Linked DNA regions of Homo sapiens: region 1 is linked to region 2. The links are chromatin loops, found by intact Hi-C in ENCODE. Cell type or tissue: Calu3. All regions are shown on one strand. Each heading gives the region's core, and the rest is flanking DNA. Links, peaks and the distances in the headings are about the cores only.

The links. Hi-C counts contacts between places; a loop is a spot of excess contacts. Peaks named below come from ENCODE experiments on the same cell type or tissue, not always from the same donor. Only the 100,000 strongest peaks of a DNase experiment are listed, where the experiment ranks them.
Region 1: it touches region 2 in a loop (2.7-fold over the local background); 1 of 110 quality-filtered maps calls a loop at or near these places.

What each region holds. Positions count from the first base shown.
Region 1 is chr12:62,748,929-62,754,309 of GRCh38, reverse strand. All of the region lies in intron 4 of PPM1H (protein phosphatase, Mg2+/Mn2+ dependent 1H), which reads left to right. Among named protein-coding and RNA genes, the nearest start is that of MIRLET7I, 150 kb to the right of the region's middle. In Calu3, for the core only: no CTCF peak of the experiment used is centred there; a DNase peak (open chromatin) is centred at 3,259.
Region 2 is chr12:62,658,279-62,663,659 of GRCh38, reverse strand. All of the region lies in intron 9 of PPM1H (protein phosphatase, Mg2+/Mn2+ dependent 1H), which reads left to right. It also overlaps the pseudogene RPL32P26. Among named protein-coding and RNA genes, the nearest start is that of MIRLET7I, 57 kb to the right of the region's middle. RefSeq lists enhancers at 3,686-4,212, 4,417-4,711, 4,213-4,738. In Calu3, for the core only: no CTCF peak of the experiment used is centred there; a DNase peak (open chromatin) is centred at 2,599.

The DNA.
Region 1 (5,381 bases), core at 279-5,278, 91 kb before region 2:
ACACTGTCCTCAGCCTACTCTAGAATCTTATCAAGACTGGATACCAACTCTCTCCTTCTCACAGTGCAGAATCCATAGTCTTCTATGTTAAAAAAAATTATACCTGATTTGCCTATCTCTAATCTTTGGCCACAGCCACATCTCTTCTTCAATGCCCTTCCTTCCAGATCCCTAACAGTACTGTGACAGCCTCATTTTTGAGGACTTTTGGGGCCCTAAAATATAATCCATTGAAGTCAGAGGATTTGATCCCTTTTATTGCAGCAAGATTCTCTTCTGTAATATTTTTATCTGTTTTGGAGACTTAGTTTTTCCTGTGGTTTTTCTCCACCTTCTCAATGTGAGAGGGAAAATAATACTTCTAATCCTGGTGATGAGGGAAGGTTATTCCAGAGAAGCAGCAAAAACAAAAATCAAGTAAGAATCAGAACAAGAAAGCCCAAGCTCCAAGGCAGAACTAGTGGAAATGAGGTTAGTGGGAGCCCGCCCTGATCCCCCTTATCTGGAAAACTATTTAAGGGAATAACCAGAATGGAGAAAGCCAGAGAGAGGGGGAGAGAACCTGGCATTCTCCCAGGCAAGCCCCCACCAGTCTCAGCCTCTTTATCTCTGCCTGTGCATCTCAAAAAAGAAAATGGAAGCAGAGAGAGATGGTCTGTCATGGCCTTTTTCCAAGAGGGAACAGAACAGTTCCGATTTTACATCCAACAAGGCTTCAAGAGTAGGGGGTGAGGATGCAAGAGTGAAGCCCACTGTATCCCTAAGCTATAGCTCAGTCAAATGCTTCCGTCCCTGAATCTGACCCACACATGGTAGAAAGGTGGAAAGATGTTAGATGTTCATCCCTTAGTTAGATTTGGGCATTGTTACAAAGGAACCTGGTTTTGGAGAACAACAATCCACGTGAGTATATTAAAGATTCAGAAAAGTCCTGTGACAAAGAAGAGTGTTTCCTGAACTCTTTCGAGCATGAGGAATCTTCATTTGGTCGTCCCCTGTTTTCATTCAGAAGTGGGTTCCATAGGAAATGTTGTAGAGGCCAACCTAAATTAACTGATTTATTCAGTGAAGAGGAGTTTGCCAGGCAGCTGAGGTTAGAAGGTAGATGAGAGAACAGACCTATTTTTCTGTGTTTTCACTTAATATGTTAGTTCAGTTCTCGGCTTTGTTTTTCTCCCCTTTTTCTGTATGCATTCCCTAGAACACTTGTTTCAATTTTATAATTTAACTAGCATATAGACATGACTATTCACAAATCTTTTTTAGCCCTGACCTCATTCCTGAGCACCACTCCCACATTTCCAACTGTGTCTTCACCAGCCCCTCCACCTGACATCACACATATGCCCCAAATTCAAATGCCCAAAATGCAGTGTCTTCTCCAGACCAACTCTTCTGCTCGTCTCTCCTGTGTTAATAGCATCATCGTCCTTCGTTGTCCAAGCTGGGAACCTCAGCAGATTTGCAGGCATTTTCTTCTCCTTTAATTCCCACATAATTTTTTTAAATTATGTATGTTATCTCTAAGAATTTTCTGTTTCCACAGACATAGTTCAGACTCATTTTTTACTTGGACAGTTGTAAGAGCCTTGGATAAATTATGGGTTGAGTAGAATTTTTGCAGGAAAAGGGGATTTGGCATGGGACTCCTTTATATGTATCTCTTTGTCACAATAAAATTAAAAATTATGGATATGCTTGGAAAAATGTTAAGGAGACTCTAATATTAATGAACAGAGTGAGGTTTCAAAGCTATTGAGCAAGAGAAGCAAGAATGCCCCCAATCCCCCTGTCAATCTTCCTTCTTTTCTGTGGAATGTTGGGGGGATCTGAACACATGAATGGAAATGACAATGAGAAATCTTCAAAATGTTAAATTTTTATTTAATGATAAAATGTGAGATAACCACTTTATTCTTAAAGCCTAAGTGAGGTCACAAAATTTTTTTTTCTTTCATACAGTTCCTTAAGATCCCATTTGTAGACATTTATCATTACACAAAAATAACGAAGTTCCAAGTAAATTACTATTCTACTGACTCTTATATGTGAGTTTAATTTATTCATTCAGCATCACTAATAATCTATAAAGTCCCTTCATACATATACTCATTTAGTCTGAAGAAAGTGGTATTTATCAAGTGGGGAAAATTGATTCTCAGAGTGGCTAACTCACTTTCCCAGTATACTTAATTCATAGCTTGAAATTGACTTTGGACTGCAAACTTTGATTACTTTTCATTTCACCACAGCCAGCTCCCAAACCCAACTTAATGGGTTATGTTCAACGAATGAGAGATGGGCTTCCCAGGCCTTTGCTTGTAAGGAACTGACACCGGGTAACTGTTACCAGGCAGAGCCAGAGAGGCCTTACAGGTAGGGCTGGTGTGCAGCATCTAGCCCATATAACCTAACCATGAACCACAGATGAGCCTCCCTGCCCTGCCACATGAAGTAATATAACTTATTTTGAACAGGAGCATGTAGCAAAGAAGAGGTCCTGTTTACTTCCACAGTGCACACTGCAAGACATTCTCAGTACATTATACAGTCTAGATCTCATTGTTTATGGGTCTGGTTTTGCCCTCATGTAGCAGACGTAGTTCCTGATTTATAGCACCATAAAGAAATTACAGTGAAGGACGCCTCAAGATTCTTGGCAGGCAAATATAGACAAAGCTCCTTTACATCTTTTTAAAGAATTCCAGGGATGGAGATCCATGAGCTTTCGTCAGATGTATAATGTGAAGATCAAGAAATTATTTTCCCTTTTCCAACCATAGAATTTTACTGATTTGATGTGATTTCCTCCTGTCTGTTTCACTCTGAGCATGAAGAACTGGTCACCCACTGTTCTCTGAATAAACCCATTTTAAATGCGTGAAAGCGAGTGTGATGAGATTGTTCCTCATTCTTTCCCTCAGGCTAAAATACCACTTTTCCTTTAGCCTCTTCAAAGCTTCTATTTTCCACCCCTTGAATTGTGTTTACTCCTCTTCTTGGGACCCTGCTCAGTTGTTCCGTCACATTGCTGTTTTTTAAGTAAAGAGGTCCGAATCAGACACAAATCAAACAAGGGTGTGACCAATGCAGGGTATTAGTGAAGAAATTGCTTCCTGGGCTCTGCAAGTCCTACCTGTCTTGGCACACAAATAGTGAGCCATTGTAGTCAACAGTCATCTTTAAAAAGAAGAGAAAAGTTCGTCCTACTCATAAATAGACTGCAGTAGAGAGAAAAATAAATGCCTTTGGTGGCTTCACCCAGTCTGGCTACTTGCCATGAGGAAGAAAATGCTTGATTTGGCACTTAACAAATGGTTGTATACATTTGTGCTGGGGAACCGTACGGTATTGTGAATTTTAGATATTGACCCTGCACTAGAGAGAAGCAGAATACATATCCTCTGATGCAGATGAAAAATAAAGCATTGTGTGATGTACACATTGAAATCTAAACATGCAGGCAAAACTTTTTCAGCAAGGTGCCTTTAAAAGGGTGCTGAATAAGAAATCACTGAGATTTTCAGATCTGAATCTAGTTTGAACTCTAGAGTCCTTTAAGAGAAAGTTCTAAAACCTACCAATTGGGAATATAAAATTGTACAGTCACTTTGGAAAGCTAACTGGTAGTTCTTCAGAAAGTTAAGGTTACCATATGGCTCAATAATTTCACTCCTGGGTATATGCCCAAGAGAACTGAAAACATATATTTACACAAAAACTTGTACACAAATGTTCATAGCAGCATTATTCACTGTTTCAAAAAAAATGGAAACACAAATGTCTGCCAACTAATGAATGGATAAACAAAATGTGTTCATGTGATGGAATATTATTTAGCCACAAGAAGGAATGAAGTATTGATGCATGCTGTAACATGGATGAACCTTGAAAACATCTGTTTAGCAAATGAAACCAGTCATAAAGACCATGTATTGTATGATGCCATTCATATTAAATGTCCAGAATAGATTAATCCATAGAGACAAAGTAGATTAGTATTTGCAAGGGCTTAGAACGAAGGAGAGATGGGGAGTGGCTACTAAAAAGTACAGGGTATAGGGAGTCCTTTTTCAGATTTTGAAAATGTCCTGGAATTGGATAATGGTGATGGTTGCACAACCCTGAGAATGTACCAAAAAACACTGAATTGTATCACTTTAAGAGGGTATATTTTATGGTATGCAGACTATAATTCAAAAACAGAAAACAAACACATAGACCTCTTTTTTTTTTTTTTTTGAGAAATGATATGCACCTTGAAAACCTTTCATTAATGACTGAGGCATTTAGCTGATCTGGAAAATTTTGCGCTGGCGCACTGGGTTTCATGAGTGTTGCTGGTATAGCAAAATGGTAGACTAAGATGTTTCTACAGAAAGTGGCTGAATATGACACTGAGAAATTATTCTGGGTGGTATGAGTACAGACTGGGCTGGTTGTGAAGAAAGCAAGGAACATGGGACTCAGCTATGGCTCTATGAGTGGTCACTTATTTTTGCTGCTACTTAAAGATCTGAAATATTTTTCCCTTGACCATCATTTGTGAATATTTTTGCTTAGGAGCTTAATTGCATAGTTGGGGTCTTGTTAAATGAATCATCGTATTTGCAGACTTATTTAGTAGTTTCCATTCTGAAAATTGAATGACAAGAAATACACCCAAACTGATTCCAGGCTGTTAAGCTTACTTTTTTCCTTTCAGCTATTTTTTGATACCATTAATTAGCATCTACAGAGTAGCCATCCTCTGACGATGGTAAGGTAACCCTGGCTTGTCCCTCAGCTGCCCTGCTTTCTTTCCCAACAATGCGTTTCTAATACTTTTGAAAGAGAAGAACACTTCTGCTGCATCCAAACAGAATCCACAAAGTCTGATGCTTTTGAACAAAATGGATGTTTCCTCCCTGTGCCTTGAAATTGATATACACTGTCAAAAAGGGTTTTCCGAATGGTTTCTCTTTGTCACCTTGTACCAGATTTTCTCCTCCATTCTGGAAATGTGCAGTTTAATGTTGCGTTTCGAATCACTTTCAGCTGAAAGAGTGTGTAATGGAATCAGGGCATCCCATGAATACTCTTAACAGTGTCAGAGATGCCTTTTTGTTTGTAGCTCTGCGTTCCAAGGGGACTGATGACAACAGTGAAATTACATTGGGGGCCTTGCTCAATAGTAGGTTCCTTGTCTGTGATGTTTTAAGAGAAGTAGTAAGGGTGGCTTCTCCCATCCTGGTGCTTCTGTGTTTGGTTTATATTACTTAGAATCTAAATTGTAGTGGTTATTACCTCCTGAGAAGAAAAGTAGTAACTGGAGTCCTTGTCAGTATTTTCCTACCCCAGTGTGTATCAGACTGTTTTCAGAAGCATTTCACTCTAACCTT
Region 2 (5,381 bases), core at 192-5,191:
CTAAATTGATCCATAGAATCAGTACAATTATAACCATAATACCAATGGTGTTTTTATGGAGCCCAGCAGTTCTACTCTTAGGTCTGTACCCTGGAGTGGTGGTTCTGAAAAGCACGGTCCTTTGAGCTACATGGCATCAGCAGCACCTGGGAACTTGTTAGAAATGCAAATTTTGGCTGGCATGGTGGGTCATGCCTATAATCCTAACCCTTTGGGAGGCTGAAGCAGGAGGATCACCTGAACCTGGGAGTTCAAGACCAGCCTGGGCAACATAGTGAGACCCTGTCTCTACCTTTACATATATATTTTATAAATTTTTTTTTTTAAAAGAGAATTGCAGATTTTCAGGCCCCACCTGAAATAAAAACTCCAATGGTAGGACCAACCATTTGTGTTTTAACAAACCATGCAGGTGATTCTGATGCTGCTAAAATTCAAGAACCGACTCTCCTAGAAGAACTCTTGCATCGTCGTTCATGCAAGAAGATATTCACAGAATTGTTTTTATTACAGAAACTGGAAGTAACTTGCGTGTCCAGTGGTGGGACGGGTAAACAAATATTGGGATACTTTATAGCACCTCCCCCACCCCCAAAATGAGCCAAAGCTGTGCTCATTAACAGGGAAGAATCTCAAAAACATAATGTTGAGTTTAATAAGCCATAGAGGAATACATACATTAGAATTCTATGTACATGAAGTGAAAACTACCAATATATTGTTTAGGGATATAGACATTAAAACTATAACAAAAACCAAGAAAATTGGCCCAAAATTCAAGATAATGGTTACTTTGAGAGGAGAAGAGGCAGATACCAAGGGGAATATATGCTTGAGGCCTGTTGGGTTTCTAAGATATTTACTGATAATATTCTGTTCCTTCAAGTAGATGGCAGGTACATTGTTGTTTGTGTTATTTTTAAACTATAAATGGTATATGAGAGGCAGGGTAGTCTCGTGGTTAAGAGCCTGTAATCTATAATTACTTCCCGAGTTGAATTTTGGCTCTTCCCCTTCTAGATTTAGGATCTTGGGAAAATTTCTTAACTCTTCTCTGATTGTTCATATGTAAAATGGAGATTCCAACAGTATTAACCTCATGCATATATATTATTAGGTGAAGTGCCTAATAGATAATAAGCACTAATAGATGTGTGTGTTGTTATGTCTCACATATTTCACAACAGAAATTCAGGAAACGTGAAGGTAGACCATCTGTCTCCTCCTCGAATTGTCTGATATAATTCAGCTCAGGTGTGGAGGAATTGATGGCACTATAATTAAATATTCTTTTATTTGAATTTGAATGTGTTTTTCGCCTTTCAAGTTTCATGTTATGTATCCCACTTGTTAGCAACATTCTCATGTTGATTTTTCTCTACTATGATTATTTTTATAAAGCTTTGCAAAGCCACCTGCCAGTTATGCATTAAAAGGCACTCAGCACTTTTTTTCTGTGTCTAAGCTGGCTTGGTCTTGCTTACCAGCCTTCCTCCAGAGTGATAAATCTGTATGCCAAGGAGTGGTAACCTGTGGGCAGCGTGCACATGCCAGGTCAGAGCAGGCTCCTGGGGTCCACGAGAACTGCTGCCTACGGAGGCAGGGTTCACAAGGATCTCTTTGGAACAAACAGGATGGGAAAGAAAAAATGTTTTCTGTATGCCTTTCGGGGAAGATGGCAAACCAAAGCAATAGAAAGAATCCTATATCAGATGGATGAATGAATGAAAGGGAAAATTGCAAGGGGAACACAGTTTATCAGCAAGAAATAGACTATCAGTCTGCAGATTAGACAATTATGGTTGTAAAGACAGGTGCAGTGGCATGTGCCTATAATCTGAGCGACTCCATAGGCTGAAGCAGGAAGATGGCTTAAGCTTGAGTTCAAGACCAGCCTGGACAACACAGCAAGACTTCCTCTCTAAAAATAAGGAAAAAAAAAGTGTTTTAACAGACAGAACTGGCCTAGGTGCAGTGGCCCACACCTGTAATCCCAGCATTTTGGGAAGCCAAGGCAGGCGGATCCCTTGAGGCCAAGAGTTCAAGACCAGCCTGGCCAATATGGCGAAACCCCGTCTATACTAAAAATACAAAAATTAGCTGGGCATGGTGGCACCTGTAATCCCAGCTATTCGGGAGGCTGAGGCACGAGAATCTCTTGAAGCTGGCAAGTCGAGGTTGCAGTGAGCCGAGATGGTGCCACTGCACTCCAGCCTGGGCAACAGAGCGAGACCCTGTCTCAAAAAATAAAAAAGAAAAGGAACTGAAGAGTCAAGGTTTTCTTCTTAACAAATAACTCCCATTCTGATTTGTTCATTTGGGAAATACCACTAAGGACCTATTATTTTGTGAGCCAAGGCCTGCTAGATACTCGTGAAGAACACACACCTCAGCTCTGCCCTCTTTGAGTTTACAGTCTGGAGGGATTACAGCAGCATTAACCTAAAGCAAAGGATGTCTACACTTAAACCTGAAGAATAAACAGGAGCGAGGCAAGGGTCAGGGGAGTTGGGGAGAAAAAACATGGCACATTCTGGGACCCAACAGTCAGTGTGGCTGACTGGTCTTGGAGGTGGGGAGCAGAATGTCAACAGATGAGGTGTGAGGGGTCAGCAGGGGCCCATGATCTCATGAGATCATGAACGTGAAAATTATTTGTGTTAAAGGAAGTCTGTGGTAACGATATGGAATTTATGTAATTTGTTCATTATGATTCACAACCAGGAAGCATTCTGCAAAATCTGATGGTGAGAAACAAGATGAGGATTGTTTTCCTACCCCTGTGTGTTCCTTTAAGTAATTACACAATATTGGGACATCAGAGAAACTTAATTTGTTTCAGACTGACAATTTAGGTCTTAGCCAAGAAACCTTTGCTCAGACCAATGTCCTAAAGCATTTCTCCAGTGTTTTCTTCTAGTAGTTTCGTAGTTTCAGGTCTTATATTTAAGTCTTTAATTTGTTTTTATTATTTGATTTTTGTATATGGTGAGAGACAGGGCTCTGGTTTCCTTTTTCTGCATGTGGATATCCAATTTTCCCAGCACCATTTATTGAAGAGACTGTCCTTTCCCCAATGTATGTTCTTGGCACCTTTGTTGAACATGAGTTGGCTGTAAATGCATGGATTTACTTCCAGGTTCTCTATTCTGTCCCATTGGTCTATGTGTCTGTTTTTATGCCAGTACCATGCTATTTGGGTTAATATAGCTTTGTAGTATATTTTAAAGTCAGGAAGTGTGATGTCTCCAGCTTTGTTCTTTCTGTTCAGGTTTGCTATGGCTGTTCTGGGTCTTTTGTAGTTTCATACAAATTTTAGGGTTGTTTTTTCTATTTCTGTTGTCAAACTCATAATTTAGGAATATGTGAAACAGTGTTCTCTTTCATGTGTTTGCCATCTTTGTACATACCTGTGTGTAATTTGGTAGGAGGGCACCACACTCACACACCAGTTTAGGATGTCTCCTTGGGAGGCTCATGGACAAAGAGAGCTCAGTCCCAAGAGCCAGTGCCCTCCCAGCTGGGAGCTGTTCTAATCTTGTCATGCCAAATGGAAATATGAGTAGAAGTTGCCAAGTCATAATTTCTGTGATGAGGAAAGGCCCACTATAATTCCAGAGGCTCTATTAGCCCTTCCTTGGCCAGAGAGTTCCTATTTCTCCATATGTAGCCTGGGACTACACGTTTGCCTGTTTAATTTTCAGTGGAGAGTTGCTGGGTTCAAGCCTGAGGGAACTGACCAAAGGAGGTCAGCCTATTGTTGGACACAAAATGAGAAGGGAAAAGTTCTCCCCAGGGTGGGAAGCCTGAGGGAAGGGGAATGGAACAAAGCCGGTGAGAAGGGTAAGGTGCTTCTGCATCTGAGGTTTTGAGTGGGCCTGTTTTACTTTGAGTCTTACCAGGATCTCCCAGTTTTGTCTAGAAAGGAAGCAGGACAAAAAGAGGCAGGGAATGAGGCCTGAGACAGGCAAGACTAGGGGCTTTTGTCGTTTGATTGTTGGGCTTTTGTTTATGTTGCCTGTAGGTTCCTTTTCTTTTTGTTTTTCTTTTACCTCCTAGTGACAGCCATTCTAAACAAATTGCCAGCATTGTCTTCCTCTGTTGACATCCTTCCCAGCAAGGAATTTAAAATAGCATCTCCCCCTCCAGAATGTGCTGTGAGGGAAGAGGTGATTAGCATAAAGATGTGTTCTGACCCTCACACCATCCTCTCAGGCAGAGATGGGAGTAAAAATGAGCTGTATGATCTTTCTGACCCTGGTGTATCTTAAGTCCTTTTGCTCTTTTGAACTGTCTCAACAAAGGAACCAGAAAATTAAAAGGCGGCTTTATGGATGAGCCAGAATATGAGTGCAGTAAGTTTTTCTCTTTTTTTTTTTTTTTTTTTTTTGCAGTTTTTACGGTTTTTTAGAACACAATGTGCACATGAGCTGTCTACCCATTTTCTTCGCTGCACAGCCTGGCATTGGGGTTGGTGACTCTGATGGCCAGCTGGGCAGCTCTTTCCACAACGGCTTTGCAGTTCTTGGAGGAAACATTGTGAATGATCTCAGCACAGTAAGATTTGTTGCATGGCAGCAGCACTTCCGGCTCCTTGACGCTGTGGATCAGGAACTTCCGGAAGCCACTGGGCAGCATGTGCTGTTTTTCTGTTGCTCCCATAACCAATGTTGGGCATCAAGATCTAGCCTTTGAACCTTCTATGAGCCCTGTTGTCAGTACCTCTGGGTTTCTGCCAGTTACGCTTAATTTTGACATATTGGTCAGACTGGTGCTGGATGAACTTCTTGGTTCTTTTTTTGACAATCTTGGGCTCCACAAGGAGTCTGAAGTTGGCCCTGATGCCAAGGAGGAGATGGCCCCTCTTTCTTTCTTTCTTTTCTATCACAGTTTGCCCTGAATTGTAGGGAAGCTGGCAGTTCTTTTACTCTTGTGGGGTCACGAAATGAACTGTTCCTAGGAAATGCATTGCGCTAACATCCTGGAGTGGGGTTGCTGCAGGTAATGGAGGTTGGGCTGCACAGTCCTCTGGTTCCTTATAATTCCAGTAAGGTTCTCTTTTAAGCCCTAAAGATCCTACATGATTTGGAGAAGGCACTCAAACCTGGAAAGGGTTTTCTGATGCAAAATATCTGCAACTGACTGTCCCCTCTGTAAGGCTGGAGGTTCAGTGGGGGGGTCTCCTGGGAAGAATATTCAAAACGGAGGCAAATATGTAAACACTCAGAGAAGAAGACGCTTACCATTTTGTCAGAAAGGAATAAATTGTTACTATTACTGAAGGGGAAGGGAGTGGGCAAAGCCAAGAGGAACTAGGGCCAGGGAATAGCTAACCAAACTTGGAAATGCACATGGATTCACATTCCCAGTGCCCAGGCAAA